Linked DNA regions of Homo sapiens: region 2 is linked to region 1. The links are chromatin loops, found by intact Hi-C in ENCODE. Cell type or tissue: OCI-LY7. All regions are shown on one strand. Links, peaks and the distances in the headings refer to the core of each region. The heading gives the core; the rest is flanking DNA.

Region 1 (15,064 bases), core at 4,598-12,597:
AGAATTAAGAAGGACAATCTATGCACAGGGCTTAGAACAGGGCCTGCTGTGTGTAAACATGTGAGTAGTCCCTGCAGCACTATTTGTCAGAAGCTCCAGGAAGGTGAGTGATTTGAAAAGTACCCCAAAGTGTCTTCTTCTAAAGGGACCATAGGAGCCTGGAGGGGGTTGCCATCCATCTACCCATCCACCCAACCATGATCTCCTCACCTGATTGTGCTTAGGGGAATGTTGGCCTCATAGGAAAGCCCAGCAAATACTTGAGTGAAGATTTGCCCAAACCAGAGCCACAACTGGTATTTGAACAACCACCCCCTGCCTAGGTTTATTCCCATCCAACGATCCACTGACCCATCAGGAGGTTCTGTCCCTTGGTCCTTCTCACTGTTCCCCACCCCATCCTCACCCAGCTTGAATTCCCTGGGCTGTCATTATGACCACTGCCTCACATCCTCTTCCACGCCCCAGCCCCTTTTGCTTTTTTGTGCTTTCTGGGTCAACTACACCCCTCTTGAATCTACCTTTCGGCTACCTACCCTGGCCTGCACTCTGGAAACCAAATGTGGCTGAAGGAAGACACAGCCACAGTGCCTGGTCTGCCTTGGGGTGCTGGACCAGGACCACACACAGCTGGCCATATGTTCACTCTCCTGTCCCTGCAAGCCCCAGGGCCTCTGCCCCATCTCCGCTCAACACTGAAGGCCTTGTACCTACTTTAACGAGAAAATTAAAGCAACCCAAGAATGTCCGTAAGCGCCCCACCCACCAGCCTGTTGGCCCTCATGATCTTCTCTCCTATTACTGTGGACAAACCATCTCTGTGTCCAGCTAAGGTCAATCCCTGGTGCCAGATCCCATCTTCTCTTTCCTGCTCTAAAGGACACTGTTCTAGAAATTTCCCCCTCCTCCTCCTTCAAGGAGGTTTCTTTCTTCATGGGTTCATTCCCATCAAAACCCGAACATGCCATACTTTCTCCTTGTAAACGTAAACCCCTCCCATGACCCCACCTGCCTTCCAACTCTAACCCACTCAGTTCCTTCCCTTCACAGCTAAACTCTTGGAGAACCTGGTCTCTACTCACCGTCTCCAATTTCTGTCCTCTTATCCTTTTATTTCTCCTTCCCTGATGTATGTTTTCTCTTTATATTTTTTTGCCACTGAAGTGCTACACATTTTACTTATTCGTCTCATCACCTGCCTCCCTACTAGAAGCCAATCTCTCTAAGGGCAAGGATTCAGTCTGGTTTACTCATGACTGTAAGCTTAATACCCAGAACAGTGCTGATGTACTAGGGCTAAATATATATATTTAGATTTAATATACATTAAATAATATACATAAATAATATATATAAATAATATATATATATTAGATTGCACCATTGCACTCTAGCCTGGGTGACAAGAGCAAAACTCCGTCTCTCTCTCTCTCTCTCTGCTACCTACCATTTTGTGTCTTTAAGGGGTCTTTAGAAAGGGCTATTCATCTGTCACTGCTCACTGAGACATGTACATTCCAGCATCATCACAGAGTTATCTCCTTCCTTCCGTCTCTCCCTCCCTCCCTCCCTTCCTCCCTTCCTTCCTTCTTTCTTTCCTCTCTTCCTGCTTGCCTTCTTTCCTGGCTTCCTGCCTATCTTTTCTGTCTCTCTCTATAGAGAGAGAGAGAGAGAGAGACGAAGTTTTGCTCTTGTCGCCCAGGCTAGAGTGCAATGGTGCAATCTCGGCTCACTGCAACCTCCGACTTGCGGGTTCAAGCAATTCTCCTCCCTCAGCCTCCTGAGTAGCTGGGATTACAGGCATGCACCACCACACTTGGCTAATTTTTGTATTATTAATAGAGGTGGGGTTTCACCATGTTGGCCAGGCTGGTCTTGAACTCCTAACCTCAGGTGATTCACTTGCCTCGGCCTCCCAAAGTGCTGGGATTACGGGCGTGAGCCACTGCACCCTGACAATAAACATTTTTAAATGAATGAGTAGATGCATTCATAGATTACAGAATGCTTTCATGTACAGCAATGAGTTATTTCACTGGATTTTCACAAATGAGGTGGTTCTCAGTGAGTCTCACTTTGCAGCCAAGGGGACAGAGACATAGGGGGTCACATGGGGTAGGATGAGGGTAGGATGAGGGTGGAGGCAGCCTCGGATGCACATCTCTGACTCCTAGTTCAGTGCTCCATTCTTTGCCCACAGCTCGCTCCAGCAAAGTGCTCCCATCTCTGTTTTCTAGGGCCCTGATGGGAGGGGCTTCCTGCCCACCAACTTTATTGATGGCCAAAAATGAGCAGGAGGCGCTGCATTGAGCCCACTGCCCGGTGCTTTAGTGCTCCCCTGCCCCCGCCCGGGGCTGCACTGCCATCGCCTTCCGAACCTGCCTAGTTCGGCAAAGCATCGATTGCGTGGTGCATTGGTTAAGATATTACATGTGGGGGTGTCGTTAATTCAAAGGCAATTAGGTGTTCGATATTTCTTATTCTGCCTGCCAGTAGGAATTAATAGAAAACCTTTCAATCAGCAACAACTGCAAAACAACTTCTGGCCCCAAAGATAATCAATATTAGCCAGCAGAGCCTTCTTCCGTCTTCAGGAGGCTATTCATTTCTGGTACTTTCAAAACCAGAAATGGACATTTCCATTTCCATCTTCTTCAGAAGCCCCTGCCCACACAGTTCTTTAGACACAGTCTTTAAAAAGACACAGTCATCTATACGGCTCTCTCGGGCCCTCCCTCCGCATGTCATGTTCCCAGTGCTAGGAGTATTCATAGAATAGCCTGCCCAGTGGGAAGCAGGTGAATGATGTTTGAGTTCTTTGGAACATTGGTCGCCACCTTCCCCTGAGCATCCCGACCAGAGTTGCTGGGGCCCATGATGGGAACCTAAGGATATAAGATGCTAGTCTTGCCACTAGGTAGTATGTCCTGGAAGTCCTCCAGAGCCAGTGAACGTGACATCATCCCAGGAGACCCTCTGGAGCACTTGATGGTGTCTTCCCTTCCCTCTGCTCTGCAGGCCCAGTCCCAGGGCTGGCCTCTGCCTCAGTTTCCCTGCTTGGCACGGTGCCTGACATCCTATCCAGCTCTTGCCAGCCCTCCCCCCTGGATGGGGCTGAGAGGAGGCCGTGTAGAAAGTTTATTGTTGAATTCTACTCCCTCTATCTCTTATCCCCTGACTTTTCCTGAGCTCACACCAATGTTCTGCTCTCAAGCCTGCAGGAATTATGAGATGGACTCTTGAATAATGTCCATCAATGGCCTGGGAAGGTTTTTCCTCTGCTATTAGGGGCAGTCGATCTCAGACCCCCACATATACAACAGGGTAAGGGGGACTCTAGGTCAATCAGGTCAGAGAGGAGATGCAGAGAATGATCTAGAACAGAGGCATCTTTTGCACCAGCTTCTCAGATATGTGGATTCATTGGAACCGACATCATTTATGTACTTTCTGTCTTTTTCCATCCTCTTGTGGAAACTCCACAGGGTGAATACCCAATACTTTGGGTTCATCCTAATGCTGGCCACATAGGCTGCTGTCTTGGAGACACCATGGGAGTTTTGAAAGCTGATGGAAAAATGACCATATAAGCACCTCTGCTGAAGCTCCTCACCTCCCCACTCCTTCCCTGACCCTTACATAAGGGCAGGGGACATACGGGGCTCAAAGAGTGTGAAGTCAGAGGTGAACCGTGAGGGTGTCCCTGGCCAGCTGAACCTGAGGGTGCTGGTGAAATTGGAGGAAGCCTGTGAATCCATCAGGGCACTGACAATTTTGGTTTGTGATAAGGTGGATTAGGGAGGGGTGTGGCTCAGCTCCGGCCAACACAGAAAGTGCTTCATTGGACTTTCACAACTGAGATAGGCCTCGGTGGGTCTCATTTTGCAGATGACTGATAAATAACCTGTTTAAGCAGAACCCAACAATGTAATATTGAATCTATGGCAGAGAATAAAATTTTAGGAGGCTAAAAATTGTGGTGAGAAAACATGAAAAAGCCAGCCCTTCTGTCACCTACACATTATACCCTCCCTCCCTCCCAACTGAACTCCCTGCTTTCAATTCCTCCAGGGAACCCAGCTCCTCCGCTCTCCCTGACATGGACCTAACCCTTACAAAAAAGACCCCCTCAAACCGCCATGTTACACTTGCCGAGGAGAGACCACCTCAAGATCATCCAGGCGGGAAATGACAGAGCTGTGATATAAGCCCAACCAAGTGTGATTCCCCGTTCCTGCCCCAACAGGGTCTCCCAAGAGATTTCAGATGAGCTCCACACCAATGTCCCGTAAGCACCCTGAGCATCTGTTGTCCATGACCCAACAGTTAATGAGCATTTAGGATAAACAAGGTGGCTGCCTCGGGCAGGGTGGCTTATCGGAGTAGCAATCATACAGGAGAGTAAATGCCCTAATTTTGTGATCTGTTTTCTTCTCCCAAGTCCCCACACTGACATTTCTTGGGCTTTAGGTCTGAGATTTACTTCTTCATTTATTAAAGGGAATAGGAGGTGATGGCTGTGATTATGTGGTTGTGTTTTCAATGAAACATGCTTTTTAATGACTGTGCTGACACAGTCAGACACACGGACACTCCGCTTGTCTCTGTGGGTGGAGAGACAATGCATGTTGCGTCTCTGCAGAGTTTTACTCATGTCGGCATGACAACAACAGTGGGAGCCGTGTTGCACGGGATGCCTGATGTCCCTCTAGGTCATGGCGCCATCTCAGCAGCTGGATGGGCTGACTGCTCCATGGGGGGGCTTCCCATCTCTGGTGAATGTTCTTTGCAAAGGTGGGGCTGGCATGGACTGGTAGGCCCCTAACTCCTACTAGATTCCAATCCTTCCTGCTTCTGGCTCCCGAAGCCTCCTCCTGACAATCCATTTCCTTTATAGCAGCCTCATATTTTTTGACCAGGAAGTGACCATCATCCATCCATCCATCCATCCATCCATCCATCCATCCATCCATCCACCCACCCATCCATTGATCCATTCATCCATTGATCCATCCATCCATCCATCCATCCATCCATCCATCCATCCATCCACCAGCATTCATTATCTATTCTCCATTGCCCCAGGATAAGACCCAGACTCCCAAAAACATCCTTAGGATGATGTTGTTATAAGCAATAGAAGGTCTCAACTCAAACTAATCTAAGACTTAAGGACATTTGTCATCTCACAGCCCAGAAATCCTGGCAGGTCATGCTCCAGACAGGATGTCAAAGCTCTGACTTCACTTCTCCTGGATCCCATGAGCTCTGCCCATTGGCTGCATCTTCAGGGTGGAGGTGAGGTGCAGCTGCTCTGGGCATCACAGCTAGACACAAACATGACAGTATCCCAAGGGAAAAGAGGGGCTCTCTCTCTCTTCCACTGTCTCCTTCCTGCAGATGGTGGAGGTGGGTGGGGCAGGAGATGGCTTTAGGCTGTGGATTTTCTAATCCCCAGGAGAAGCTGATCATGAAGAGTGAATTCAAACCCCACAGGCTGTCTCAGTGGGCCTTCAGGCAGGCCAGGCAGAGCAGAAAAAGACAAACAACTACCTTCAGTGGGTTCCCGAGGCCCAGTGACTGGTCAATTGGGTACAGCCATGCCGACAAACCCATGCCCATGGAAGGCAGAGTCCCTCTCTTCTGCCCAGAGCTTGACACCATGCCACCAGTCATGGAAGGACAAACTCCAAACTGTCTGCTCACCTTGCAGCCCTCCTCCTTCCACCCAAACCACCTCCCGGAGCTGACCGTCCACCCACCCCCAACTCCCTGGGGACTCTCAAACAGCCTTCTCACTTGTCACCTTGGCTGTGCTTTTCTTTTGCCCAGGAAGGAAGACAATTGGCCTAATGGTTCTTTGTGCTGGATGTGTCACCAGAGCAGAGGCTGCCAGAGCCCCTGCAAGCTCCCCTCTTCATCCTGCCTCCCAGCGCCCCACCCACTGCCTCAGGCCCAGCTCAGACATCTCGTCCTCCCTCCCCCAAACAGAGGTGGTGAGGGGCAGGGGCAGTCACATGGGCGCTGCTGCCAGAGGTCCTGAGGCCAAACCACAGCCTTCAGATGAGTGTCAGGGTGGAAGCAAGCGATGGGGGCTGTGGCCAGCCCATCCTTCTTTGGTTTCCTTTTGAACAAAGAAAGGAAACAAAGACCCCATCACAAAAGTAACCTGCAACTTGAGTTGAGGGAAAATGTCTGGAGTCACCTGCCCTGGATGTACCTTCCTGGGCACAACTTGCCATTTGTCCCCAGTGCCCATTGGGAAACCCCCCCCCACTCGCCCAGCCCCAGGCTCCACTGCGTAAAAGGAAGGTCGGAAGGTGGAGCATCTTTTAGGTATTCATTCAACGAACTTCACCAGGCACCCACCGTGGGCACCCCTGTGCTAAGTGCTGGCTGTACATACTGATGTGGAAAGCATGTGGGCTTGGACAGGCTGTCCCTCAGTAGCGGGGTGGCTAAACAAGCCACTTAACCTGCGAGAACTCAGTTTCTGGGTTGGCAAAATGGGAATAGTATAGACCTCAGAGGGCGACTATTGGGATTAGATGAGATGTGTAAAGCATTTAGACAGAGCTCAGAACATGGTAGGCAGTGATGGCGGCAATGACTGTATTAGTCCATTTTGCATTGCTATAAAGGAATACCTGAGGCTGGGTAATTTATAAAGAAAAGTGGTGTGATTGGCTCATAGTTCTGCATCATTCTGCAGGCTATACGAGAAGCATGGGTCCAGGATCTGCTCCTGGTGAGGACCTCAAAGAGCTTCTGCTCATGGAGGAAGGCGAAGGGGAGCTGGCATGTCACGGAGTGAGAGGGGAGCAAGAGAGAGGGGAGGAGATGCCAGGTTATTTTTTTTTTAACAACCAGCTCTCATGAAAACTCGCTCGTTACTCTGGTGGATGGCACCAAGCCATTCATGAGGGATCTGCCCCCGTGACCTGAACACTTCCCACCAGCCCCCACTTCCAATATCGGGGATCACAATTCAACATGAGATTTGTAGGGGACAAACACCCAAACTCTATCAGACACAAAGCTCCTTCCCTCAGGGAGATCACAGGATACTATGGAAGCACTGCTTGGACTTGAGTTTAGCTGGGGGCTCCTAGAGGAGTGACTGAGCTGGGCTTCACCAGGCATAGCAGTCCACGTAGGCATAGCAGTCCACGTATGCGTACTTGGCATCCAGGTGTCTTTGCAGTGACTCAGGGACCGTGGCTGCTTTGCCCTTGGAGGTCCCTGGTCTCATCCTGAGGGAGACAGCACTTGGGGATCTCCGCCTGCTCCTCTGGGCCTCAGCTGGAAATGACACTGACCATCCTGCTCTCCGTCCCTGGATCAGGACTCGCCACGTGGCCCCGCATCATTGCAGAGGGGCTGGGAAATGCGGGGAAGCACATGGATACTCGACCAGCAGTAAATGTGCACCACTCAGAGGGTGGAGCCAGGGGGCTTCCAGGCTGGGGGAGCTGGGACAAGAGGCAGAAGGGCATCTGGGAGCCATCAGTCCTCCGGGTGCCTTCAGGGTGATGGCAAGGAAGGCGGGGGGGCGCTGCTTGGTGGCAAGGATGAGACAGTGGGTCGGGCTGGGCTGGGCCGGGCTGGAGAGCTCTGGCTACAATGAAATGAAGGCAGCGGAGCGTATAGGACACAGAGACCTTTTGGGAGGCTGTTGCAGAGATCTACACATGGGGGATGGACTCCTGAACTGGGGCTATGGCAACACAGCAGGGGAGGAAGAGGAAGGGCCTTAAGCTATCAACAGTGGAATCCAGCTTGGGACGGGGCAATTCCCAGACTCCTCACTTGGGCGACTGTCATTCACTGAGCTTGCGATCAGGGAGACTAGGGCAGCTTTGGGGAAAGATGATGGGCTTCTTGATGGATTGCCCCAACAGGCAGCAGGATACAGCATTAGAGGGCTCAGAGAGACCTGGGCCAGAGTCATCAACCTGCTGAACACCAGGTGCCCTGGCCACCTCCCCTCACACCCTGCAAAGCACCCACCACCCTTCTGCCTCTGACCCCTGCTGGGCACTGCTCAGCAGCCAGTCCCCAAAGAACAAAGGGGAGCCTGACAGATTAAAAAGCCCCGTGTGTTATCCTGGCAACAGAAGCTCGGAAGCCAGTGATCAATTCCCAGTCTGAACATAAGTAATCCCAGGACAGGCAGGGGTGGGCCGGAGGGGGCAGACATGAAGGTGCTCGTTATGGCCAGTGGAAGGATGCTTTTAACACAGAGATGGCCAGGGCACATCACATAAATATCATGCTTTGCAATTGTGGAGGTAATTGAAACATGATTAACCCCCCTGGTCTTTGGTCGTTGGGATTTGGAATCCAATATATTATGAACACTCTGTTCTGAAACTGGCTCTGTCGGCCTCTCCTCTGCAGACAGGAGCTGTTCTCATAAGCATCATAAAAAGCTTCGTGCATTATTGAACAGTGGAGGTAGTTTTCCTGTGCCCTGAAGTCCTTTGCCATTTTCTCTGTTGCATTCTGGCATTTATTTCAAACGCTCCTTTCAAGTCAACACAGACCCACCCGTTCAGCCTCCAGGAAGGAGCCCCCTCAGCCCCAAACACAAGCCCTCGCCTCTCACTTCTGGGAAGAATCAGGTTATCTGGAGGTGAATCAGAGGCTAGCTCTTTACAAATCAAGCAGCGTCTACATTACATTCTAGCCATTTCACAGATGGGTAAACAGAAGTGCAGAGGAGTTAAGTCATTTGCCTAGTTCGCTAAGCAAAACCAAAATAGGGTGAAAATGGAAACCGAAAAACCTGTTCTGACTTAGGTAAATCATGGCCACACCCTGTGCTCTGCAGAGGGAAAACACAAGCTCTACTGGACAAGTGAGGATGAAGCTACCCCTGAATAATCCCAGTGGAAAGTGGCAGGCTTGGGAAATAGAGTCGTGCTTGCTGGAGCCTCTCTGCCTCACCGAGAGGCCTGAGTGCCTTTTATTAAACAGAGGACTATTCAACAATAAATATTTCTCACACAAGGCCGGAGAAGTTACCACACTTGGCTCCCTCCCAGCCTGGCTGAGTCAGCAGGGAATTTGCCAAGGTGCGGAAACCTTGTGTTCTGTGATTTTGGTGTGTTGATATTTTTTAAATACTGAGCTGGAAAGCCTGAGGACTGCAAAACACACACGGATGCACCAACCCCATGGGTTCTGATCCTGAGAAACATGGGTTAGGCTCCTAGGGTGCTGGGAAGCTACAGCGGGGAATGGGTGGGTGGACGGATGCTACGGGGGATTTGGGAAGGGGTCAAAAGCAATGCTGTCTCTCAAATACAAGTTTCCTTTTCTATAGAATGGTTCGAATAAGGTGTAGACCCAGGGATGCTGTGAGATTAAGATTTTCGAAGTTAAGGGGCTTTAGCAGGGAGAGCGCTGGACTCGGATTTCAATCCTTCCTGATACAGTTATGACTTATCGGCTGTGAGTCCCTGGGTAAGAGGTTTCCCCTTTCTGAGCTTATTGTTTCACTTATAAAATGGGGCATTAATATTTCCTACACGAACCTTTAAGAGATAGGTACCAGGGCCCAAAGAACTGCATGAATATAAGTGCGTTTGCACAGAGATACTTACGGCATGATTATTTTTGGTGTGTTGCTACTGCAGCACTTTGCCTGGGGCAGGTCCTGTTCAGCCTTGGGACCTTGTTTATTTGTATTAGGCTTTTTGATGAGACTGGGGAGAGCTCCTTCACTAGGACTTCACAGAAAAGAACTCGTCTGTCTTTCCCTTCACATAATTAATATTCCAAATAAGAATTACACAGCCATTTCTATTAATATTTGATTCTTTGCCTCTTCAACTATCGGCTTAGTTTTCTGACTGAGATGAAAGAAGAAATAATTGTTTTTACAGCCACTCCTACTGAGGAGGCAGCTGTAGACCCTGATCGCAGCCAGGGAAGTAACAACTTTGTTTGGCCTGAGGACAAGAGGTGGGATGACGGTGTTAGCCTCAGTGGTTCCTGTGGGGAGAGAGAAGCCCCCCTCGGCTGCTTTTGAGGCAGATCCTGAAGGAATCGGCTTCTGAGTTCTGAGTGCCTTGGAGGCATGGGGAAGGCCTGCTGGAAGGCTGGTTCAGATGTGCTCCCTGCTGGGAAGAGATTGGTGCTCCACTCCCAGGACTTATAGAAGCCCAGCCTGGGGGAGGCAGATAATTAGCAGATGGGGCCAGAGGGTGACTTTCAGCTTCGACTCCAACACAGCCCCTGTTGGGCACCTGCAGGAGGCAGACAAGTACCTGGCTCGGAGGACGACTGGGCACGGCCTCCTCATCTTGGTAAAGACAATGGGGCTTCCCACTCTGGAAGGACAGAAGCCAGCCCTACACATGGTGCAGTGCCTGGGGGCCTCTGTGGTCCAGGAGATGTCCTTCTCCACTCCTTCACTTCTCAGAGGCTGGGCTCCTGCCTCCTGGAAAATTGCCACCACCCGGGGCCCAACCAGAGGCCAGATATCCCCAGAGGCATGGGGATAGTGAGGGGGTAGCCCCTGATCAGAGTCTCCACCTGGACTGAATTCTTAGAATTTTATGTTGCCCCAGCATCCATTTTGAATATAAATTTAACTTTCTCAGACCAGAGGTAGAGCTTGGACCCACCTGACAGTTTCCACTTCTCTGGCTCCTCCCAGTTCCTCAATGTGTTTGATCCAGACCTCTGCCTTATACCAGGCCTCCTGGTGACCATGTCCCCCACCACCTATGGGACAGCTGGGTACAGCCTACTCGATTCACCCCACTGACGTCCAGACTGCATGGACTGAGCAGATATGCCGCAGCGACCCCCTCTCTACCACAGCAACCCCATGGAACGTGTGCCTGCTTGCTCTAAACCCACCAGCTATAACTCCCATGGGAAACCTGCTTAGATAAGGCCCTGGACCCCAGTAAAGGTTCTGGCCCATGGGTCCCCCCGGCCCTGCTCCCGACGTGCTGGTGGAGCCTGTGTGCCCCAGACAGCTCCCTGCTGCCCGCTGGCCCTGAGGCATGCTGCCCTCTTCTCTCTGGGACCTGTAAGTAATAACACCTGGTTCTGTTATTTCATGTGTTTTGCTGAGTTACCTCCTCTGTGTCTCACTTGACTGACACACCCAAATCTACCTTCCCTTTTGCTCAGTGCTGTCCTAGAGAGTGGCTGTCCTGGTAGGAATAAACTGGACACAAGTCAGGCAAGAGTCACAAGGGCATCTGCCAGCACAAAGGACAGGGACACCTGGTCATGGGTCAGACACTTAGGCCTCAATCAAGCCGTTCCCCAGGGCAAAGAAGCATCCCATGAAAGGTACACAACCACCTCCCCTGCAGCGCTGTCAGGGCAGGGCTAGAGCTTATAGCTGCTCTCCTAGGAGAGACCTGAAGGCCACATTAGGGGACAATATAACACCAGCCTTGGAGCCTTTGCAAACTCTGTTCCAAAGCGAGAAGTCATTGTGATGCCATGTTTAGAGGCAGGTGGCCCCAGGCAGCAGGGACACCATCAAAGGTGGTGTCCACCATCAAAGGTGGTGTCCACTGTGAGTTGTGCCCCATCTGTAGGCCCTGCTCCACCTCTGTTTTGTCCTAGTCTCAGCTCCATCACCCCTCTACCCCCTCCCGTGATAGAGCCTGGCCTGGCTTGGGAATAAAAGGAGAAAACAGGAAATAGCAAACCGCCCCAAGGATTGTAATTGTGACACTGTCATCTGAAAATGTTTGCAGTCCTTGTTGGCATATGCTGCTGGAGCAAAAACATGCAAATCTGGAGCAAGGTGACAGGTGGCCCTTAGGATCCTGGAGGAGACCCCTGGGTTCCAGTTTGGTTCTAGTCTGCTGGGGTGGGATTCTCAGACAGCATCTGGCCCATTTCTGGGTTGGATGGTACTCTGAACAGGGCACTGATTCAAGGGCCAATGAGTCCCATCCCAACTCCTGCAAAGCTGTGTGCATTTTGCCAACTGCATGAGCTTGTAGACGGGGCAGTGTCCTCTCAGTCCTACTCAAACCCTTGCAGGCTCAGCTTAGCTGGAGCACCTGGAAGCCATTGGTGCAGAGCCACAGACTCAGCCGCTGGTGTTTATCACCCCAGAGGTTGCAAAGTGATGGCCTGTGGGACTCTCCTGCAATCTGATGGCATTGGTTCTCACTGTGTTGTACAATTATTTTTTCTGATTTAGTTGCCCATCCAAGATTTATTTTTTAAATTGGGCTATTTCACAATAATGTTCAAATTTCAGACTCCCGTCCTCCATCCAGCGGGAGCTGAGACATAGCTGCTTCCTTGGATGGGCTGGTGTGCTCCACCGTGCTGAAGACCCGTTCCCTGTTGGCCACCTCAGGTCCTCTCATTCATTTCCCAGCCCCCCTCGCCTGGGTAGGTCAGGACTGCCCAACCATGCTCTACACTATCTAAGAGAAGCCAGAACAGGGCAGGTGGCAGGCTGCGGTGTCTTTGCCTGAGCTAACAGGCATGCCCTAGTATAGTGCCGGGCACAAGGTCACTGTGGGATGAGCATTCTCTTGCCCTGTCCCTTGCAGTGAGGTCAGAAGAACACTCACTGCCCCTAGACCCTGTGCTCTTTGAGGGGGATCAGCTTCTACTCCCATCCTTCCCCTGTGGCTTCAGCACAGCCAGTAGTTTGCTGTATCCTTGCTCAGCCCCTGTCCTTGGAGACTGGGGTGGGCTGGAGACCTGGACTCAGAGAGGCCAAGAGGCCAGGAGGGCTGGCTTCACCAGGGACCAGAAGGCCCAAAGCCCAACTCTGGATGGAGGGACCAGCTGTGAAGCTGGCCTCCCTCAGGGTTTCAGGGATGTGGCCCACAGGTGTAGGCCCCTGAGCTGTGTCTGGGCTCAGAACACGACACCTCAACCTCCTCAAATGCTCAGGACATAAGAGGCTTAGCAGACAACAAAGTAGTACCCTCTTAGACCTGGGGATGGCGGGAGGGGCAGGGTTTTCACTGGATGCTGGAACCAGGGTATGGAGGGCCCTTGGGCCCTTTCCCAGAGCAAGCTTGGGGCAGAGGGTGGGGAGCATGAACAGTGCTTCCAGGTCTTGAGTCTTAAGGGCAGGGGGATTGCAAGTGGGACCCAGAGAAGAAGGTCCAGTCCTGAGGTGGGAGGAGGGGCCTCAGAGGCCATCTCTGAGCCCAAGCTTCCCTTGCCGGAGTAGTTTCTCCCTGGCTGCTTCTGGTGCTCTCTCCATCCTCTGGCCCCTCTCCCACCTGCATTCCTCTTCCCCCTGCACACATGCAGTGTGCCCAGACAGGGCTCACCCAGACCACAGGGGATCCTAGGCGATGCAAACATCTAGCACTAAAGACAGCACGGCCACAGACTAAGAAGGGCATTTTGTTATCAGCTTTCTTAAAATCAGAAAGATAAAAATAAAACTGATGCATGTTCTTAAAAACTGATCCCTGTGAGAAAGCCTGCTGGACCCTGGGCCCTAAACTCTGGCACTCACTCATATTCCTGTTAACAAGGAAAAAGGACTCATTAGTACCTAGCTGGAGTTGAGTAACCTTTGTTTTCTTTTCATTGTATTTACTTTGTGATTTTTTTTATGGTAAATGATGGTGGTTTTTCCTTTGTGATGAAGACAAAAATTGTCATTTAAAATGCATTTTTAAAACCCTTTTTTAATGAATGTTTCCAAATATAGACCAGAAATAGGGATGAATGCCAGCATGCCACCAGCCAGCCTCAATGACCTTGGCTGGTCTCATTTTTTGACACCCCCAGCTCATCCCACAGCCCATTATTGAAGCAACTCCCAGCCACCATAGAACTCCACCTGTGTATATTTCAGTGTCAACTGCTTCTGTGTGACTATATCAAAAGAACATGGTGAGTCAGTCATTGCACAGGGAGTCCCTGTGTAAAGCAAATCCCTGAGCATGGCCTGGAGTGATGTGGCTGGGAACACTTGCCTGGGCTGGCTTCTCACTGAGTGCACAAGAACTTGCACCTGATGGGGGGCAGCCACCTGCCCCAGCCCTGACGTGCACATGGCACCTGGTTCTTCCCTGTCTGTAGCCTTTCAGACCGTGGGCCTCCCAAGGGTGGGTGGGAGTCCTGGAGGCTCATGTGTGATGTCCCTGGAGCCTGCTCAGAAAATATTTCCTGAAGAAGTGGGACAAGCTAGCTGGTTGGAACTCCTAACACAAAGGGTGAGGTAGGCCGAATTTTAAATGACCCCTGGGATGGTTAATTTTTGTGTCAACTTGGCTGGGCCATGGGGTGCCCAGATATCTGGTCAAACATTTTTTTCTGGGCCTGTCTGTTGGGGTATGTATTAGTCCATTCTCACGCTGCTAATAAAGACATTACCAGAGACTGGGTAATCTAAAAAGAAAAAAGGTTTAATGGACTCACAGTTCAGCATGGCTGGGGAGGCCTCAGGAAACTTACAATCATGGTGGAAGGGGAAGCAAACATGCCCTTCTTCACATGGTGACAAAAAGGAGAAATGCTGAGTGAAGGTTGGGGAAAGCCCCTTATAAAACCATCAGATTTCATGAGAACTCACTCACTATCATGAGAACAGTACCAGGGTAACGGCCCCTGTGATTCAATCACCTCCCACCAGGTTCCTCCCAGAACACATGGGGATTATGGGAACTACAATTCAAGATGAGATTTGTGTAGGGACACAGCCAAACCACATCAGAGTGTTTTGGGATGAAATTAATATTTGCATTGGTAGACGGAGCAAAGCAGACTGCCCTCCCCAGGGAGGGCGGGTCTCCTCTAATTCAATAAGGGCCTTAATAGAACATAGGGCTGAGTAAGAAAGAGTCCTCTCTCTCTCTGCCCCACTGTCTTTCACCTGGGATGCCGGCCCCCTCCTGCCTTCAGAGTCGGACTCAGGCAGAGACTTGTGGGCCAGGACTCCTTAGCTTTTATGATCATGTGAGCCAGTTTCTTATAGTGCACAAATACCTACATGTGTGCATTTACACATACATCCTTATTGGTTCTGTTTCTCTGGAGAATTGTGACCTTTTCCCCCATCACCTTTACCTGTGCCCTGGTGTCATGCTCGTGAATA
Region 2 (15,064 bases), core at 4,664-12,663, 110 kb before region 1:
CCATGTGGAATATTGTGTGAAATACCATGTGGAATATTATGTGGAGTATTGTGTTCAATTCCATGTGAAATACTGTGTGGAATACCACATGGAATACTGTGTGGAATACCATGTGAAATATTGTGTGAAATAACATGTGGAATACCATGTTGAAAATCGTGTGGAATACCGTGTAGAATATTGTATGCAATATCGTGTGGAATATTGTGTGGAATACCGCGTGGAACACCGTGTGGAATATCGTGTGGAATACCGTGTGGAATACTGTGTGGAATTCCATGTGGAATACAGCATAGAATACCATGTGGGAAACCATGTGAAATACTGTGTGGAATACCGTGTGGAATATTGTGTGGAATAACGTGTGGGATACCATGTGAAATACCTTGTGGAATATCGTGTGGAATATTGTGTGGAATACCATGTGGAATTCCGTGTGCAATACCATGAGGAATACTGTGTGGAATTTTGTGTGGAATACCGTGTGGAATATTGTGTGAAATACCTTGTGGAATACCGTGTGGAATACCATGTGGAATATTTTGTAGAATACTGTTTGGAATATTGTGGTGAATACCGTGTGGAATACTGTGTGGAATATTATGGGGGATATTGTGAAATACCATGTGGAATATTGTTTGGAATACCATGTGGAATACCGTGTGGATTATTCCACATAATATTACCACATTCCAGATAATAATACCACACGGTATTCCCCATGGTATTCCACACAGTACTCCACACAATATTCCACACAGTATTCCACACAATATTCCACACAACATTTTACATGGTATTTCACACGGTATTCCACACAATATTCCAAGCTGTATGCCACACAATATTCCACACAATATTTCCTATGGTATTCCATATGGTATTCCACACAATATTTCATGCTGTATGCCACACAATATTCCACACAATATTTCACATGGTATTCCACATGGAATTTCACACTATATCCCACATGGTATTCCACACAATATTCCATGCTGTATGCCACACAATATTTCATATGGTATTGCATATGGTATTCCACACAATATTCCACACTGTGTGCCACACAATATTCCACACAATATTTCACATGGTATTCCACACGGAATTTCACACTATATCCCACACGGTATTCCACAGAATATTCCACACAGTATTCTACATGGTATTCCACACAATACTTTACACAGTATTCCACATGGTATTCCTCATGGTATTCCACACAATATTCCAAATGGTATTCTACACAATATTCCACACAATATTTCACATGGTATTCCACATAATATTCCACACAGTATTCCAGCTGGTATTCCACACAGTATTCCATATAGTATTCCACACAATGTTCCACATGGTATTCCACACAATATTCCATACAATATTCCATATGGTATTTCACACAGTATCCCACACAATATTCCACACGGTATTCCACACAATATTCTACACTGTATTCTGACAGAATTCCACATGGTATTCCATCCAGTATTCCACATAATATTCCATACAATATTCCACATGGTATTCCACATAATATTCCACACAGTATTCCAGCTGGTATTCCACAGAATATTCCACACAATATTCCATACAATATTCCTCATGGTATTTCACACAGTATCCCACACAGTATTCCACACAATATTTTACACGTTATTCCACATGTTATCTTACACAATATTTCACTAGGTTTCCACATGGTATTCCACACAATATTCCACATGGTGTTCCACATGGTATTACACAAAATATTCCACAAAATATTCCACATGGTATTCCACAGAATATTCCACATGGCATTCCACGTGGTATTCCACAGAATATTCCACGCAGTATTCCACACGGTATTCCACACAATATTCCACACAGTACTCCATGGTATTCCAAATGGTATTTTACACAATATTCCACACAGTATTCCACACAATATTCCACACAGTTTTCCAGGCGGTATTCCACACAATATTGTACAATGTATCCCACACAATATTCCATACGATATTCCTCACAGTATTTCACACAGTATCCCACATGGTATTCCACACAATATTTTACACGTTATTCCACACGTTATCTTACACAATATTTCACTAGGTTGCCACATGGTATTCCACAAAATATTCCACACAGTATTCCACATGGTATTCCACCCAATATTCCACACAGTATTCCACACAGTATCCCATATGGTATTCCACATGGTATTCCACAAGGTATTCCACACAATATTTCACACCGTATTCCAAATGGTATTCCACACAATATTCCACACGATATTCCACATGGTGTTCCACACAATATTCCACACGTTATTCCACACAGTATCCCACACAATATTCCACACGGTATTCCACACAATATTCCATGCAGAATTCCACACAATATTGCACACAGTATTCCACACTGTATTCCACACAATATTCCATACAATATTCAATAATATATTATTCACAGTATTCCACATGGTATTCCACTCACTATTCCACAAGGTATTCCACACAATATTCCACATGATATTCCACACGATATTCCACATGGTATTCCACATAGTATTCCACACGGTATTCCACACAATATTCCACATGGTATTCCACCCAATATTCCACATGGTATTCCACACAGTATCCCATATGGTATTCCACATGGTATTCCCCCCGGTATTCCATTCAATATTCCACATGATATTCCACACAATATTCCACACGGTATTTGACATGGTATTCCAGATGGTATTCCACACAATATTCCATAATGTATTCCACACAATATTCCATGTGGTATTCCACACAATATTCCACAGGGTATTCCATACGATATTTCATATGGTATCCCACATGGTATTCCACACGGCATTCCACCTGGTATTCCACACGGTATTCCACCCAATATTCCACATGGTATTCCACACGGTATTCCATACAGTATTCCACATGTTATTCCACACAGTATTCCACACGATATTTCACATGGTATTCCACACAGTATTCCACACGGTACTGCACATGGTATTCCATACGGTATTCCACATGGTATTCCACTCAGTATTCCACACGGTATTCCACACGATATTCTGCACAGTATTTCACACAATATTCCACTGGGTATTCCACATGGTATTCCAGACAGTGTTCCAAAGAATATTCCACATGGTATTTCACACAATATTCCACACGGTATTCCACAAAGTATTCCACACTGTATTCCACACAGTATTCCACACAATGTTCCACGTGGTATTCCACACTGTGTTCCACGCCATATTCTACACGTTATTCCACATGGTATCCCACACAATATTCCCCACGTTATTCCACACAGTGTTCCGCATGGTATTCCACACAATATTCCACATAGTATTCCACACTATATTCCTCACAGTATTCCACACAATGTTCCACACTGTATTCCACACGGTATTCCACGCAATATCCCACATGGTATTCCACACTGTGTTGCACACCGTATTCCACACGTTATTCCACATGGTATCCACACAGTATTCCACACATTATTCCACACATTATTCCACATGTTATTCCGTACAATATTCCACACGGTATCCCACAAAATATTCCACATGGTATTTCACACGGTATTCCACACAATATTCCACATGGCATTCCACACGGTATTGTACACAATATTCCACACGGTATTCCGAGGCAGAGCAAGGACTGCAAAGCAGTCCACCGCGTGCCCTGAGCTCTGTGTGCTCTGCCTTGCACCCATCTTGAAGGCCTGTGATCCTAGCTGCAGGAGACCCTTGGCCCCAGCTACCAACAGGCAGCAAAGAGACATTTGGGGTCAGACAGAGCTCCTTGTGTTCTTCCAAATATAAAATACAGTCCTGCACCTACTTGGCTGCCTTGAGGGACTGGCCAGCAGTGGCAATCACTGTTCACAAAACTGGATGAAAATCATGGTTAGTCTGCTAAAACGGCTGGCTCCGGGGTCACATGGGAATTTGGGGTTCTTCACAGTGAAATGTATCATTCTGAGGACATCACACTGGCCCACTGAGAGGCAGGAGGTGATGAAGCCATCACTGTTTGTCTGGGCTTCTTTCTGCCATGAACACAGCTCTGTTGCTGGCAGCCTTGGCCCTGGAAATATTCTTAATTCCACAGCTTACTACCATGAACACTGCCAGGATCCTGAAATAATATGGACCTCACCGCCACCTCTGCTGGGACCACTTGCCATTCGCAGCTGTTGATCTTGCTGGGATCGGTGGCCCCAGGCACAGTGCTTCTGCATGCACGTCCCATAGACTCCCAAATCTGAGCTTTGGGTGGTCTACCATGCCAGCCATCCCTTGAAATGACCTTGGAGAATGCTGTCTCAGGGCCTCTGAGCAGGACATTTGTATGCCTGAGGAAACTGATGATCTCATTCCTTTGGGGCTATAAAAAGGCCTTCGTGCAAGGCCAGTAAAACTCAGGAATCAATATTCTATGAGGGCCTGAGTGTTAGAAAGTGAGGCGCTGTTTGTTTCAGGTTTGCCTCCAAAATTAGATAAATTAACGTAATGAATTCTCTCAACTCATTTACATACACTGCTGATTTGATTTTAGGGAGAAACGCTGGAAAAGGCAGCCCTGTGAATGTACAAAACAGGATTTGACCTATTTTTCAAGTTGTTTGTGTCTGCAAAGTTTGCGATCTCTTTAACTGAAGCTGCTGGTGCCACGCTTTTTAGAACAAACCAAATAGCTTCAGCCTGCACATAAATGAGCCGGTGCCCTGAGAAAGGATATGGGTGTCTTGTGAATTTTGGGGACATTCTGTGGTTCTGGCAGCATCTGACTCAGCAAGTGATCCCAGGAAGGTGGCTCAACCCTTAGAAATTCTATCCTGGTTCACTTCCAAATAGGCATCGTACGTGGGAGGCTGGAGCCCAGGGGCTGGCCCGTAGCCCGCAGGGCGCAGAGGAGGCTGGTGCCCAGACTGGGAATGGCACTGGAGATATGCTTCCCGGGCCTCCCAGCTCACTCACTCAGCTTCTGCCTTCTGTGGAGCAGACTCCAGGGTCTGGGGGATGCAGGCAGAGAGAGGTGATCCCATTCCCCACCCATCTTCATGCTGCGTTAAACCCATAGCCTGATCACGGCCACCTGATGCTGGTGCATGAAGCACTTCGCTACTTCGACAGCATCCCAGACACAGGCTGGGGCTGAGGTGGCCACCGCAGCGTGGAAAGAGCCAGGGCTGTGGCGTGGGCCCTGGACCCACTCCACCCCAGCCCTGTTGGTATTCAGCTCCACTCACTTTCACTGACCAGCCCTGGGGGTCCCGGCTCCATGCTGAACTCGAAGCCAAATCTCAGTCTTGGAGGAGCTGGTTAAGTTCCCCTCACATTGACCAAGGGCCAGGCTGCATCCTTGGGAAACAAGGTTTACCCATGAAAATCACTCTTTTCACTTGATATATGGAGATGGGGCTCTAGAAGCTGTGTGTTTGTGTGTGCATGTGTATGTTGGTGGGGAATTTAAAGTAAGGGTTGGAAAACAGCAGCAAATGAGGAGGTGGAAGAGATGGGAAACACTCAGAATTCCTCTACTGCCAGAAAGGAGGGGGTGAGACTGAAAACCTCCAGCGTCAGGGCCTTTGACCGCAGCCCCTTCCATCTCCTGGTGGGTCCTTGAGCATCCCTGCCCACTTTAGTTAAACAGACTTCTCAGTGCTTCATGGCCTGGCTTACATGTTCCCATCTCCAGGCCCTGGCTCTCGGAAGTGCACAGGAAGGCCTGGGCATGCCCTTGTCATCACCAGTGTTTGGGTTCCTCCCGCTGACCCAGGAGCCTACCTCTGCACAACCTGCTGGGAATGCGTATGACCCTGCCTGCCGATGCTTCTGTGTACAGGGGGGCTGCCTCTTACCTGCTCTTGTCCCATTCCAGGCAGGAGATTTAGCCAAACCCCTTGTACTTCTCAAGAGTGTTCTCGGCTGGCATTGAACAGTGGGAATGTGCAGAAATGTGTCATCAGTTTTCCTCACTTCAAAACCTCCCAGGTCAGGTGTCAAATGTCACTGATGCAGGAAAGTCAGCCAGGCAGTTCTGCCCCAAATCTGGGCATCTATAAAGAGGCCTGGGTAAGGGGGTGCAGGGTTATGCTGTGCCCTGTCATCACTGCCCTTGCGTGGTACCTCCCCTTACTGTCCAGGCTCTTCAGCTGTGCAAGGATGCCCAAGTGGCCGGGAGAGTGTCCGGACTGCCTGTCACACCACCTGGGTTGGACTCCTGGCCCAGCCTTGACTGCTTTGTGACTCCAGGCAGGAAACCTAATTGCTTTTGGCTTCCGTTCCCTCCACTGTAAAATGGGGATAAAGTGGTTCTCACCTCATAGGATTGAGGGATAAATGTGCTAATGCAGTTACAAGGTTTCGCACGAAACCTGGCACATAATGAGCTTTAATGCATGTTAGGTGCCAGGGATGTTGCTGGCAGCCAGCTGCATCGTCGTCAATCTCCCCCAATCCTCTCTTGCCTCAGGGTTTGCTCTTCATCCGAGGCTGGGATGGGATGGACTAGCTCTGGCCAGGACAGCGAGCTGCCTGAAAGTCACTCTCAGGAGCTCCCTGAACCCCCTGCAAGGCCTGCCTGGGTTATTGATACAGGCTCAGGTAATGGGCTCCCTGGGCTTGAATCCCAGCTCTGTGACTTATGAGCTTGGAACAGTGCTTTGCATAAATTAAGCACTCAGTATGTTTAGGAGTTGCTATGATGAAGCTCTGAAAATGGGCAAATCCTGGCTGCCTGGGGCTTGGGGGGCGGCGCCCTGAACACACTCCCTGTTACAGCTCATGCCTCACAAGATGCTGAGGTCTCCTGACTACGGAGCTCAAGGTGGAAGCCTCCAAGCGCCTCCAGCAGTGGGAGGGAGGGCAATACTTACCCTTTTCAAATGGCGTCCTCGGTAATTCCCACCAACACGCCTTGGGCCCACTGCCCCCACTCCCAGACAAGCTAAACTGCCCAGAGCTCTTGATGTTTTCTGTCCTGCTGTTTCCTTGCCTGGACGCCTGGTGAACTCAGCTGCGTCCATTCATGCAAATACCCTGACCCCATGAGGCTTCCCTTTGGGCCCTACACAGGGTGAATCTGTGAATCCCCCCCTTCCCTGGGCCACCTGGCCCTACGCTCAGGCCTCCCCACTGGACTGTGAGCAGCCTGAGGGCTGCTGGAACTGGGCCAACTCCTCCTCAAGGCTTGGTTGTGGTGCCCAGTGTGCAGGGACCCCGACAGACAAGGCGTGAGAGGCTGCATGAAATATACAAGAGACCGCGGTGCATCGCAGATGCTGATCTGTGTGTCTGTCCTGGGCTGTGAGCCCCTGAGGGGCAGAGACCCACTTCTCTGTATCTTGGAGTCCCTGCATCTTCTGACAGAAAGCAGGGGCTAAGAGATGCTGGTGAAAATGGACTTGAGTGGATGACTGGGGCTGTGAGGGTTGCTGGACACCGGGCATGCCTCGGCGGAGAGGTGGAGGGGACAGCGAGCGGCAGTCCCCCTGCCTGCGCGGTCGGATGTATGTTCACTCCTACAGAAACCACATCACCAAGGGGGCTCTGGGGTTGAAATTCCTGAAGGAAACCAGAGATTGTTTTACAAAAATACCCTTTCAAAAATAGCAGCTGTTTTTACTTTGCTTCTGAAAGGCGGCGGAGGGCAGCTTCCTGATTTGGAAAGACAAATGTTTGTGCAGCCTGGGGAGTGAGGGGCTGGGCGACGGGGGGCTCTGGCCAGGGGCCCAGGGGCCCCTTGTGTTTTGGGAGGAGTCCTAGGGGACCATGTAGGTGTGGACATCCGACTCAACGTGCAGCCCTGGCAGTGTGCGGTAACCAGTGACACGTAGAATACTTTTTAAAAAAGTCCTTTCTGACCACATCCTCTGACCCTCGCACCTGGAAACTGGAAGAGAAACAGGCCCCTTTTTAACTGTTAGGTTTCCCTGGTCAGAAATGACTCATCTCGTTCTTTCTGGAGACTTGGAAGTTAGAATGTATGGAAGGATGAATGAAGCGCTGCTGACTTTGGGGGCTCCTCGAGAGGGAATGCCATGGTCCCCAGAGAGTGACTTGGTTGGTGATAGGGCCATGTGGTTCCTCTCTCCTCAGTGAGGGAAGCCTCCTCCTCTCCCTCCCACTGGGTAGCCACATGGTTAAGAGAGCTCCAGGCTCTCACAAGCTGAGGTGTGAGTCCCAGTCCTATTACTTCCTAGCCGTGAGGTCTTGGTCAGGGATAACTTATGCCCCCGGCCTCATTTCCTTTATCTGTAAAGTGGAAATGACAAGCATCCTGGCCTGATAGGGTGCTTGCCAGGAGGACACAAACACAGGCCTGGAAATCGCTCATTTCACCTCCCAGCAGCCCTGTGGGATGGTTACTCTGATTTTCCCCATGGGGAGAATGAAGCTCAGAAGGTTATGCTGGAGAACCACTGTGGGGGGCTCCATTCGTCTCCGCAGCCCCAGGTCTTCACCGCCCTCCTGAAGCCAGCATGTGGCCCCTACGTCACAGGTGGGAATGGCAGCTCTGAGCAGCCCAGGACACACTTAGGGCTGTGTGTCCTGGCAAGGAGCTGGAAGGGAGCCCTCTCCTTGGCTGGGCTCTCCCACAGGCACGATTATGACCGCAGGTTCCGGGGCCTGCCCTTCCTTCCAGATGCGCAGGTGCCAGGCTCCACGTGGTCAGCGGCGCTCCTCCATGAGCAGGGGGCTGGAGTGGATACTTTTCCTTCTCTTTTCTGCCTCTTCCAAAGCTTCTGCCTCAGACTACACTATATTGTGGTTAGAAAAACAAAAACAATAAATGTCATTTAGAAAAAATAGCACTTGCTAAGCACTTTTGCTTTCTGTTTGTGTTTGGGACTCACAGAAGTCAGTTTGGCATGAGGCTGCTGGGACTTTGGTGGGGGCTTCAGGCCACCACGTGGTAGGTGGGAGCCCCTGGGCTGCAGAAGCTGGGTGCAGGGCTGGCAGAGGGCGGAAGGGGGCCTTCCCCATCATGGATACGATCTGCAGAGATCTGCAGGGATCGAGCCTGCAGGGACCGAGAGGCACCCATGCCTCAGCAGGGAGTCAGGCGGGAAGCTCAGCATTTGTGTCTGTAATCCAGCTCCTTCTCTCCACTGTTTTTCTGGAATTATTCCCACCTCCTCCACTTTGTCTTTAGGGACACTGCTTCATCTCATCCCCTACTTCTGTTGGGGCTACTAAGTATAAAACCTTAACTCCTTGGTCAGAGATTGGGACATTTGACCTAACTCTTTTGCTTCTGTGGATATTTTGACCCCAAAGTCATTTTGAATGTCAGCATTTTAACCAGAATTACCCAACAGTGATGAGTTTTCATCTAGAAAGTATCAGAATTCCAGCGGGGACCCCATTAAGCTGATGTAATCCCTCTATCAATTTTCTATACAGCGCAGTTAAGCCATTCCTGATGTTTCCATTTCCATTTTGCTGAAATTATTTTCATAGGGATCAATTTTTTTTTTTTTTGCATTTAGAATCTTACAGCAGAGATTTGCTTCTTAAATCACTTTTCGTCCATATCAAACTACTAATCGCAGCTTCTACCATCACGAGCGGCCACGGGTTCCATCCAGTACTGTTTTCCTGGGTGAAGTCATAATTGGTGTTGTTTGAGTTGATGCATAAGGAAATAGCAATTTCTGTAAGGCAGGGAGATGGCGGGGGAGAAAGAGTGGAGGAGGGGCAGAGAGAAGGAGCAGGCGTCCCAGAGGGGGACAGGGAGGAGGACAGAAGGGTCCCTGGGCAGAAATTGGGTGGCCACTGACTGGAAGGATGCAGGAGGAGGGAGCAAAGGTCAAAGTGCCCACTTGGCCACAGGATCATCGCATGGCACCATCCTGGTCAAAGACTGCCCTCCTCCCCCTGTTCTGGTTCAGGGCATACTAGCCGGCACCAATGGGGCGGTGTGTTGTGACTAGGTACGTGGGATGGAAGATGAGACTAAGGGCCCACAGGCCAGCAAGTTCCTGGTACAGGAACAGAGCCTGTCCCCGTAGGAGGGTCAAGGAGCAGAGAATGAGGCATCAACAGACAGAAGGGTGGCTCCGGGCATCAGTCACTTCAGACCCTGGATCCAGCAGTGCCTGGGATGCACTCCCTAGGCCGCCCTTTATAGTAGCTTATGAAGGGCCCCCCTTTTTGGCCGAGGTAACTGATTTGGGTTTTTTTCATTTGCAACCAAACACCTCCTCCTGAATATCCCCCAGCTCTATGCTCTCAGGGCTGTGGCACCTGCCTGGCTCACATGTTGTTCTGATGTCCCTGCATGTCTGGGAAGACCCCCTTCTCCTCTTCTTGCAGCTGCTTCTGCTCGGGGTAGACACACCAGGGGTCCACTTGACATTCCTTCCTCAGATGTCTATTGCATGCTCCCCATGTTCAAGACGGCGTGCTGGGGCTGGTGCGGGGGGCATTCGGGACAGACTTCTGAAATCTCACTAAGCTTCAGTTGGCATTTCTGAAAACAGGTGCAATCACAACTGGTGATTGTGACTGTTGTGAGGACAGCAGAGCTCACGCTGGCATAGCGCATTGCCCCCGATCGCAGTGGACACTGCTAGCTCCTTACCGTTCGATTCTGAACGTTGGTCCTGGGAAAGGAGGCTCAACGTGGCTTGGATGGTCTCATTGCTCTCAGAGGTCAGTCAAGGAGGTAGAGATGTGAGATTGGCCCCCAGAGGAAGAATCCTTGAGTCAAGGAAGCTGAGAGGGGTCAGAATGCGGGGAGAAGCAGGCTGACCATGCAGTCTGCAAGCCCGCTGCAGTGGTGGGTGGCAGGTAGGCAGCCCTGTGGGGTGGGCGCTTCCTGGCTCCCTGTGGGCCTGGCGTGGTGCTCAGACACCACTCCACATGCTGTGTCTGTGTCTCGGATGCATATTGGAAGCCAAATCCTCGGAAATGGGCTGGCACCCATTTCTTTTGGCGCCTTCAGCCAGCGCATGTCAGACTGTTTTTTACGAGTTCAGAAAGGCGCCTTCTGTGGCATGCTGGGCGCTGGTTCTGGCTGAGACATGTATTAGAAACAGTGTGGGCTCCTCAGCAAGGCTGAGCCTGCCCCTGGCCCTCCGGCATTCCATGCAGCATTGCACAGGTCTGTGGGGGCCGCATCACATTCTGGGCCACCTGCTCATGGCAGCGAGTTAGCCTCTGGGTGGCGATGTGCAGCTCAAATGTGTGTTGGGACCTGGGAGTCAGGGAGCTGGGACAGGTGTTCCATGAACCAGTCAGTTAACACTGAAACATGATCTTATATTTGGAAATCCAAGAAAATTCTATTGTAATAAAACAAAAAGAGTAAAGCTTGAAAAATTGCCCTGGCTGCAGACAGGCATAAATGATGGTGCTTTCTCATGGATAGAGGAGGGTGGCAGAAACACAGCTGGGGTAGGACATGCCACTGTTGAAGGCTGTCACTCCTCACGGCTCCAGTCTGCTTCCCCTGGATCAGCCCTGACCTGATGCAGGTCAGCTGTCTCATTCCATATCCTCAGGCAGCAGAGTTGGAACCTTGTGTCAGAAGTGTTCCTCTACCACAAAGGGCACCTGTTATGTTATAGAGAACAGGCTGTGGGGATGGCAGAGGTTGCATAACCCACATCTGTTTCCCAAGTTGCCAAAACATACCAGGGAGGGGAGGAGGCTAGGGCTTCTAGAGTAGGAACTCAGAGCTTTCCCCTCTCAGGGGCCAATCTCACATCATTACCTCCTTGACTGTCCTCTGAGAGTGATGAGACCATTGAAGCCACCTTGAGCCACCTTCACTAAGACCAACCTAGGAGCTCTAGAAGGGACCAGTGTGGGGCAGAGAACTCCACTGTGAGGTTCCTGGAAAACCTGTCATCTTTCCTTGAGCTTTGGGCTGAGTCCTTAGGACCTGGGTGGTTCTCTCAGAGGCAGCCAGAAGCCCTGGGCCCTGGTGCTCAGCTCTGTCCAAGTGAGTGTGAACAGGGTACCCAAGTCAGAAGACGTGGTCTGAGTCGCAGTTGTGTTGTTAGCTGTGTGACCTTGGGCAACTCAACCTCTCTGAGTCCCAGCTTCCATCTTTACAAAGTGGGCATGGCGATTTCTCCCTTCTTCCTCTTGTTAGCATTGAGAGTGTTCCTGTTTCCTTCCCCTGATAAGATTGTAAGCAGTGCCTATATCTCAAAGATCCTCCACTAAAACCAACACAAATACTAACCATCTGTTGGGAACGTTTGTGTGCATATCAGCGTTCAAATGCATTTACATGTGTCCTCTCCATGGGTCCTCCCAACCTGCAGGGACAGGTACTGTTTGGATTCTCATTTCACAGAAGGGGCAACTGAGGCAGAGAGGCAGCACCATGGGCCGAGGCATCTCAGCTACGAGAGGAAGTGCTAAGTGTCTGAACGTGGGCAGCATGGCTGCGAGTCTGTGCTGATGAGCGCGGCACCACTTGCTCCCCAATGAGAGGTCCACAGTCAGTGGTGACAGAGGGCAGTGCCTGACTGGTTCCTGGACTGCTCGCTCTTCAACTGTGAGATTGGAAAGGGACCCTGGCTGACACTCTGAATCCAGCAACTTGCTGCGGGTGGGGAGTTGGCTGTGTTTTCCTGGCTGCACTTCCCCTTTGGCTTCCCTCGGACCCTTCCCTGCTGGCTTTTCGATCTATTTGTTTTCTGTTTCATGGAAAGAAGTTTCTTGTTGAGGAAAGTGAGGCAGGAGGCGACTCGTCTGAGGTCACGTGGCTCATGGCCGCCAAGAGGAACTTGGATCAGATGGTGGCCAGTGCCCTCCCAGCTCCAGGTCGCATAAATGGGTGGCCCTGCAGAAGTAGCTTTTTAAAGATGCAATGGGATAGCATATTAAAGATGCAATGGAAGGGGGAGGGAAGAGGAGAGAAAGAACAAGAGAGAGGGAAGGGGACTCTGGTTTTTCTGTTTTGGAGTGAAATAAAACCTCTGTAGACTTTGCATCAATGTGTTGTCTGTTCTTGTTGTGGTCCCAACTTTGGAGAAGTCAGTCTGGCAAACAGGCTTGCTCAGGATGAATAAGGGAAGGGCAAACAAAATGAGAAGGCCGCCTGTCAGCCTCAGGAAAAGAGCCCAGCAAGGGACCAAAGATGGTCCAGCAGCCTCTGCACCCTTCCTGCCTCTGTGCCTCGCTGGCAGGAGTGTAGGGGGACAGATAGAACCCTGGGCATCCTGGGGAGGGGTGGCGGGGCAGGTGGTTTCATCTGGGACATTCAAAGGGAGCCGTGCACCATAAGCTATTGAGATCTGCTCCTGCCCACACTGGCAGTGGTTAGCATGGGGGCCTCGGGGCCAGGCAGCCTGGGTTTGAAACTCGGCTTATTCACTGGCTGTGAGATCTTGGGAAAGTTACTTACCCACTCTGTGCCTCAGTTTCCCCTGGTGAGAAGCAATGACCTCATAGGGTTGTTGTCAGGTTAAATGAGATAGGTTAGCTATTATTAAGATTAATATTATCAATAGCTTTAATTATAGCTGTCAGTTATATACATGGATTGTTCGAGCCTTGTTTCTGAGTTAATGCATTCGAGATATGTGACAATCAAAAACACTTGCAAATTGTATGCATGTGATTCCTTGCTGGGGCACTGGATGATGGCAGGGAGGACCGAGTGACAAGAAGTGCACAGTCACAGTGAATCCTAGTCCTACCGCTCGCTCCCAGGTGGCCTTCAGCAGTCACCCCACCGATTTGACTTGCCGCATCTAGAGAGTGGGAATGTATTGGTTAGAAATGCTTTTCACATGGGCTTGGTGGCTCACGCCTGTAATCCCAGCACTTTGGGAGGCCGAGGCAAGTGGATCACTTGAGGCCGGGAGTTTGAGATCAGCTTGGCCAACATGGCGAAACCCCATCTCTACTAAAAATACAAAAATTAGCCGAGTGTGGTGGCGTGTGCCTCAGTCCCGGCTGCTTGGGAGGCTGAGGTCGAAGAATCACTTGAGCGCGGAAGGTGGAGATTGCCGTAAGCTGGGATCATGTCACTGCACTCCACTGGGTGACAGAGAGAGACTCCATCTCAAAAAAAAAAAAAGAAAAAAAACCCAAAAAAACAAAAACAAAAACTGCTTTTCACTAGGGGTAACAGAACACTCAGCTGGCATAGGTGTGAAGTTTATTTTAAAACATTCACCTAGCGAGAAATCCAGAGCAGCAGGTCTGGGGTTCTTGCAATGGCCCATCAGGTCTTCCCCACAGGGCTCAGACTCCTTCTGTCTTTTCCCCGTCCACCATTTTTAGCATGTTGGGTCTGTCCTCATGCTGCCTCATGGCCTCAAAATGACTGCTCTACTTCCAGCATCTCATCTATGTTCCAGTTAGAAAGAAGAATAAGCAACTCTGCTCAGGAAGGAGGGGGGACTTCCCTAGGGCCTTTGGCTTACATCTTCTTGGCCAGAATCATGATGGATGATCACCCCAATTTCAACAACATCTGGACAATGGACCCCTTAGAGTCTTTAGCAGAGGAAGGCCAGGGAAGGCGGTTGTGGATGCCTTCCAGGCAGCAAATCCACAGGGCTCGCCATGAGGCTTTGGGGAAGAAATATGTAAAATGCTTACCCTAGGGTCTGACATAGATTAAGTACCCAAGGAAGTGAACACTTTATCTTTATTAGGGAAGTCAGGTAAGGAATGAATTTAAAAAGGGAAGGATTAATGTCTTACAGTGCGAACTGGTCCTTAATAAATGAATTTCCTTCTTGTTCTTCTCTTGGCCTCCATTAGCCCGGTTGGGTTGGCCTCATGTCCCCCCATCTCAGACAAAGCTCCCACTGAAGTCACCAGCGCGGGGGCCACTCTGAGAACCCCTACGCCACCCATGGTCTCTCTCTGCAGACTGGGGGCTTTGTGCTGTCTGGGGAAACTTGGCTATGCCCACCAGTTACAAAACAACTGGAGAGTGTGTTCAGCCAGTGCAGTGCTGTAGCACCCTCAATCTCAGCAGTCCTGGTTAACCCTCCTCTTCCTGCTCTGCCTGGACTCAATTGAGGATTTCGCTGCTGAGGCCCTGAGATGTACAGCTTA

What was found. Hi-C counts contacts between places; a loop is a spot of excess contacts. Peaks named below come from ENCODE experiments on the same cell type or tissue, not always from the same donor. Only the 100,000 strongest peaks of a DNase experiment are listed, where the experiment ranks them.
Region 2: a loop joins it to region 1, with 2.8 times the contacts of the local background. A loop is called at or near these places in 7 of 110 quality-filtered maps.

The regions. Positions count from the first base shown.
Region 1 is chr10:124,100,372-124,115,435 of GRCh38, reverse strand. No RefSeq gene overlaps it. Among named protein-coding and RNA genes, the nearest start is that of CHST15, 14 kb to the right of the region's middle. RefSeq lists an enhancer at 8,620-8,889. In OCI-LY7, for the core only: no CTCF peak of the experiment used is centred there; DNase peaks (open chromatin) are centred at 8,755, 9,635 and 10,255; H3K4me3 peaks cover 3,489 bases; H3K27ac peaks cover 3,968 bases.
Region 2 is chr10:124,214,629-124,229,692 of GRCh38, reverse strand. No RefSeq gene overlaps it. Among named protein-coding and RNA genes, the nearest start is that of CHST15, 130 kb to the right of the region's middle. RefSeq lists enhancers at 7,921-8,100, 8,111-8,210. In OCI-LY7, for the core only: CTCF peaks have their summits at 11,013 and 11,214 (motif pointing right); DNase peaks (open chromatin) are centred at 7,142, 7,862 and 11,202; H3K4me3 peaks cover 739 bases.